2 separate regions of the Mus musculus genome follow, and region 1 is linked to region 2. The links are chromatin contacts, found by Hi-C or POLR2A ChIA-PET in ENCODE. All regions are on one chromosome and are shown on one strand. The core of a region is the stretch at or near the end of the contact, and the rest is flanking DNA. Distances in the headings are between cores, read along the strand shown. Region 1 overlaps Sgk1 (serum/glucocorticoid regulated kinase 1). Region 2 has its middle 72 kb from the start of Gm5420.

Region 1 (3,050 bases), core at 196-2,695, 240 kb after region 2:
CGTGAGTGTGCTATGCCTGATCACAGACGGTTTTGTTGTGAGCATCAATGTGACACTTGCAGGACACTACAATGTGGGACATTGTTTGTTTCTTCCACATTTGGAAGATAAATTTATGTGTAGACTGTTTTGTAAGATATAGTTAATAACTAAAACCTATTGAAACGGTCTTGCAATGACGAGCATTCAGATGCTTAAGGAAAGCATTGCTGCTACAAATATTTCTATTTTTAGAAAGGGTTTTTATGGACCAATGCCCCAGTTGTCAGTCAAAGCCGTTGGTGTTTTCATTGTTTAAAATGTCACCTATAAAACGGGCATTATTTATGTTTTTTTTCCCTTTGTTCATATTCTTTTGCATTCCTGATTATTGTATGTATCGTGTAAAGGAAGTCTGTACATTGGGTTATAACACTAGATATTTAAACTTACAGGCTTATTTGTAAACCATCATTTTAATGTACTGTAATTAACATGGGTTATAATATGTACAATTCCTCCTCCTTACCACACAACTTTTTTTGTGTGCGATAAACCAATTTTGGTTTGCAATAAAATCTTGAAAACTATTTGCATAAATTGTGTCATGTGTTAACTTTGTATATATTGATAAACTGGATTTAGGAGGGGGGAAAATAATGGATCAATGTGAACATACTTTTGGTAAGCTCAGTATAGTAGCACACAATTTCCATCCCATCTCCATCACTTAAGCAGGGCTGATGCAGGAGGATTATGAATTGGGGACAGCCTGGATGGAAGAATTAAGATCAGCTCAGTTTGCCCAGTTTTTTGGTTTCTTTGTTCAGGGAGGGTCGGGTCGTAGTTTACTGAGGCTGGCTCGTAACTTCTGGTGGAGGACTCCCTAGCATGTGAAGGTCTGGGCTGGATTTCCAGCACTGAGAACATAGTCTGCATTTTCCCCAAGTCTCTGTGCGGCCAGTCATGAATCCATCCAAACAATGCAATAAAATAGCATTGTATATCAATAATGTTCCCTGTGTTGACTGTCTAGTGAGGTCCTATGGACAGCTTGTCCTTACATTTGGCTTAACAAGTGACAGGTAATTCTTTTAACAAATATGAGTACTTGGGGCTGAGCTCTGCTCTGACTGCTAGAGACATGATATAGGTCATTGCTCTCAAGGGAGGGTCTGGACCATAGCGTAGGGTGTCACCAAAGAGGGCATGGCACATTCATAAGTGCCCGAGTTCCCAAAAAACTATCCCAGAACAGGCTCAGGAGAAAGGAACCCAGTACCTGCTTAAATCAGTGGAGCTAGCAACTCAAGGGCCACCAGGTTGTGAGTCTGTCCTACAGAGCACTCCAAGGTCTGTCCAGCTAGGAATTAACACCGTCAGGCAATCCTCTCAAGCCCCATCCTCTGGACCTTGCGCATGAACGCTCAAGGGATGCCCAGTGGATCCTGCTGTCACGTGCAGCTTTTCATCTGGTCCACCGCCCTCCCCCCCATTTGTATATAGTTCCCCCAAGGGGAAGCTGTGACCTTTCCCCTCTTCTGACTCATTGAAGGTCTCCACTTAGCCCCCCCCCCCCCTTCCCTTATCCAGCATGTCTTGTGGAGTGCACTGAAGGAACGACATTCAATGAGAGGAAGACTGCCAGCTCCCAGTGGCCACAGATTGCACGATGCAGTTGTACTGGGCATCAGCTGTGTATTAAATTCCCTACCAAACCCAAACAACAAGAAGAATGTCAGACTGTTCTCCAGGGAAAGGTGCTGCCAGCTTTAGGCGGAGGGCTCCCTCCTTCCCCCACATTCTCAATGGCAACATCAGTTACAAACCATTGCTTGAACAAAAATGTTTCCACTGTCCTCAGAGGCTATGATCGCAAAGGTCTATGATCTCACTGGGTTCCCAGAGGACCCAGTTGTGAATTAGAATGTGTCTTTTGCTTGGGTTTTTAATTTTGTTTTTGAGGTTTTCTTTATATATATTTTTTATTTGATTTTGAGATAAAGTCTATGTAGGCCTGGCCGTTCTGGAATAGACCAAGCTAGCCTCAAACTCAGAGATACATGTCTCTGAGTGCTGGAATTAAAGGCCTGCTCCTCTAATCCTGGCCTCTTTTGCTTTTTGAAAGATGAGATCTCACATAGTTCAAGCTGGCCTTAAACATGTCATGCAGTTACAGATGGCCTTGAACTCCTGATCCTTCTGCCTCTGTCAAGTTCTAGAATTTGCCTGACTTGAAGGTCTCTATTTCTTTGGTTATTTTGTTTTCTTTTTCTTTAGTTGGAAGTATGATTTATTGGGGTGTAGTCAATCACTCCACACAGATATGAATTTATCTAGAACTGAAAGATTCCAGAGGTATCCCAAGTGCTATCAAACAAATGAGAGGTTGGATCAGCACAGTTGTGCAGGAAGGGAACAGGGCAGTCAAGAAGGAACAAGAGATCAATAGACAAACAGCAAATATTTGCTAAGTGTTCTGATGCCAAGTACCACATGTGCCAAGGTATTGCTTATCTACAGGAGTGGGGCATGTCCCTGCCAACGTGTTCCCAGAGGCTAAGCCACTGAGGTGGAAAAGGGGACAATTGGCTCAGGTGTGGCCAAATATGCTCCACATCCTCACACTTGGGAGGCAGCAGAGTGGAGTCTGGACTATAGAAAGAGATTCCGTGGCTCGAAAGAGAATGGGGGTGGCGAGGGAGGAAGGGACGGAAGGAAGAAAGAGAAGGGAAGGGAGGGAAAGAGGAAGGGAGCAGTTTGTATGTTCATAGCTCCCCAGGTATGGGTTTACTCATCTGAATTTGGGACAATTTATTCAGCTGATCCACTAAGCTTCAATGAGTTGATCCTCTGCTACCATGAAGAGTAAGACATTCTCCTTGAATGATGTGCCACATCCTTGAGGAGACACCGCATGATGCGCACTCATAGCCACACAGGAGATAGTGAATGTGGAATCAAGGGGACGGTGGAAGCCCTGAGGCCCCCGTGAAATCTGGGACAGGGGACTCCCTAAGAGTCATACTAATCAACAGAAGTTCTGGAAGCATTCCTGGGATGAGGGTTTG
Region 2 (3,161 bases), core at 404-2,903:
TTAATGCCTCTCTTCTCTTCTCTTCTCTTCTCTTCTCTTCTCTTCTCCGTCTTCATCTTCTTTCTTTCTTTCTTTCTTTCTTTCTTTCTTTCTTTCTTTCCTCCTCCTCCTCCTTCCTCTCTCCCTCTCCCTCTCTCTCTCTCTCTCTCTCTCTCTCTCTCTCTCTCTCTCTCAGTGGTTTCCCTGTTTAGCCTAGTTGTCCTGAAACTAGCTCTGTAGACCTGACTGGCCTTGAATTTAGGAGCTCACCCTGAGCCACCATGGGCAATGATTCGAGCTGCTCTCAAGTATAGTCAGAGAAGCCTCTTTCTCACTGGGTAGCAATGCAGAGCCTCATCGATAGCTCGAGTGCTGAGACTAAGTGACTTCAGAGTACTTATTCCTAAAGGATACATTCATATCAGTCCTCCCGAGGCTCAGGGGACATTGCAGAAGAGAGGGTAGAAAAACAAAACAAACAAAACCATGGCAGCTGGAGGGTAGGGAAGAGCTCTGTGAAATGTAGTCCTCCCAACACATGACCTTTGCACGGACTTACTGCAGCTGTGGTTACCTGCACAAGACCTAAATGAGGTCCAGCGACCAAACTCTGTCAGCGTTCTAGCAGCAAGAACTAACTGAACTCTCCGTATGGGAAAGGAGACCATGAAGACTGGAAGCAGTGTGTTAGGGACTATCCAGGAGGAGCTGGAGGCAGACATTAAGGGTGGGTATGATCAAGACACATTGTATAAAATCCTCAAAGAATAAGTAAAAGATAATCTATTTTTAAAAGAGGATGCTTCAACGTTTCTGAATGGAGAGCAGGAATAAGGGAATAAGCTGAGTGTGGTAGTGCATATCTTTAATCCCAGGATTTAGGAAGCAGAGGCAGGAGGATTGCTACAAATCCAACCTAGCCTACCTGTCAAGTTCTGAGTTAGCTGGCACCCTATATCAAAAAGAAATCCAAATGGCAAAAAGTAGATTAATAAGTTAATAAATAAGTAAACAAACAAGTAGGAAATATACTGGTTTTTAGAAATATGTATTTTTATCCATGGAAAGAGCTGATCTGATTGTATCAAGTAGTTGGAAGTAAAGAGTTAAGCAAGCCTTAGGCGGGCTCAGGATCAGAGTTCAGAGCTGTGTGGGTAGAGTTTTCTACTCTCAGACTCACCTGGTTTACAGATGTGACTACCGTCTGAAGGCCAGAAGACGCTTTGCTACCCTGATACATTATGCCACAATGTCCATTATGACAGAAGTGGACTACGTTATTTTGCTTCGATTCGACCATGGTAGCTTGTGTTCCTCACTTTCCTGAGCATCGCTGTAGCTTTTGCTTAGCTTTCCAGTTCTCTCTCCCCCAACCCTTCCTCATTTATGCATTTTTGACCCCATCATTCCGGAATCATCATTTCACCATTTGGGATTGTTTTCAAACTAATGTGTCTCACACATACATCTCAGGACTCCATCCATCAGGAGCAATACACAAGATGCCAGTAAAAAAATACTGTCTCTCTAATTTGTGAATGCATGTCTGAAAAAGATAGCAAGTGTCAGATGAGCATAAAAATAACTCAGAAGGCTGAGGAGCAGGGAGGGAGAAAATACACATAATAACTAGCTTGTTGGCTCTTTGCCTCATACAGCAGCCCACGTGCTGCCGCCTGTGATGGCCCTGCTGGTGCCTGTATACAACACCCACCAGAGGCGGTTCAGGCCACCGACTCCCACGTCTCATGCCTGTCTTACCTCCAATGTGTTCCTTTCCTGGTAACTGTGACAAGGATAGCACAGCTTTATTTATTTATTTATTTATTTATTTCTAATCATAAGTTTCCTTGGGAACATACCTTGGATACTGTATAAATGGCTCCGTTGCGATTTTTCGAGAGTTCACTGAAACCCAGGTGGCCCACGATTGAGGTTTTCAGGACCCTGGTGATTTGTCTGACCACTGAGCATTCACAGGCACAGAAATGGTTCACTACATCTAGCGGGAAGGACACTGGGGCTGTGCAGCCTTTGGGCTGCTGGAGAGCATTTAGGCTGCAGAGACCGCACTGCACTTGCTGCTCATCAGAGTTAAGAATAGTGGCTCAGTCTATGGTTTTCTCAGTTCGATTTAGCAGATATTGCCAGAATAGCACTGTTCTGGATTTGGAGGAGGCGCAAGACAAACTTGCCTTGAGGAACAGAGATAAGCTATGGGAAAACGGGCCTACGCCTGAGTTCTGGTTATGTGGCTGTAACTGTGGCGATGTAATCCAGCAAGACCTCACCCACACTTTAACACTGGGCAAACCACAGGGGTCCACGGTCCATCAAAGTGGAGATGACTCACCTTTGAGCTGTGGAGGAATGGCGGCAGAAGAAGAGAAGGGTGGTCAGTTCTGCCTAACAGGTCAGTGCCGGTCAGCTGTGCACGAGGTGCAAGTGCGCTGCTCTCATGGTGAGCTGTGACTTCCCCAAAGGCGCAGCCATCTCCAATTCAGGGGAAAGGCTGGGACAGGCTAACTGGCACGGCTAGGCCATCTGCACGGACTCTTCGTCATTGTTTCCTAAGAAATACAGTCCACAGATTCACATCGTATTAAATATTGTTAAGTAATCTAGAGATCCTTTAAAGAATAGTGGAGTATATGTTTAAGTAATATGCAAATTCTATACTATCTTAGACAAGGATGTGAGCACCCCCAGATTTGGGCCCTGGACCCAGTTCTTCACAGATGCCCAGAAATGGCTATATTTGGTAAGAGGTACTTTTTTAAAATAAAAATTCACAAGATCATAGAGTTGTTTCATAAGAAAGTGATTTATAGCTTGCAAATGTATTCACTTGAAGAAAAATACTTAAATAACATTTCATAATTTGTAGCTAAAAGTCCATTTCTTGACCATTAGCTGTAGTTGGCATGTTAAACATCACTATCTTGGAGCCTCATACCATGCATGGCCACTGATTTAGGTCCAGCTGAGCTTTCAAGGGACACACACATTTACAGTGTCATTTCTTTTTCCTTTAGCTTCTTTTCCAATCCTATGGCATAATCAATCTTTTCTAGTATTCTTTTTTTTTCATATTTGCAAGATTGTTGTACCCACTCCAAAAATCTAAGCTTTCAGAGAACCTTCTGTGTGCCGTGAAATAAAGATGACTAAAAATCCATCAT

What was found. A loop is a pair of places that touch in the nucleus more often than their neighbours do. ChIA-PET counts read pairs that join two places held with the same protein, here RNA polymerase II (POLR2A).
Region 1: a map of left cerebral cortex shows a loop between it and region 2 (3-fold over the local background). The contact joins two enhancer-like sites. A Hi-C loop is called at or near these places in 6 of 37 maps with a recorded cell type or tissue (all left cerebral cortex). POLR2A ChIA-PET finds 5 or more read pairs at or near these places in 1 of 5 experiments (Patski).

Annotation. Positions count from the first base shown.
Region 1 is chr10:21,999,325-22,002,374 of GRCm38, forward strand. Sgk1 (serum/glucocorticoid regulated kinase 1) reads left to right here. Exons shown (of 14, transcript NM_001161845.2): 14 at 1-579. Among named protein-coding and RNA genes, the nearest start is that of Gm34267, 58 kb to the right of the region's middle. Within about 2 kb of position 1,446, at least 2 of the 3 ENCODE cell types and tissues checked have a DNase peak (open chromatin) inside an H3K27ac peak, as active enhancers do; they include left cerebral cortex, where a contact is called at or near this core.
Region 2 is chr10:21,761,067-21,764,227 of GRCm38, forward strand. No RefSeq gene overlaps it. Among named protein-coding and RNA genes, the nearest start is that of Gm5420, 72 kb to the left of the region's middle. Within about 2 kb of position 1,654, at least 1 of the 3 ENCODE cell types and tissues checked has a DNase peak (open chromatin) inside an H3K27ac peak, as active enhancers do; it is left cerebral cortex, where a contact is called at or near this core.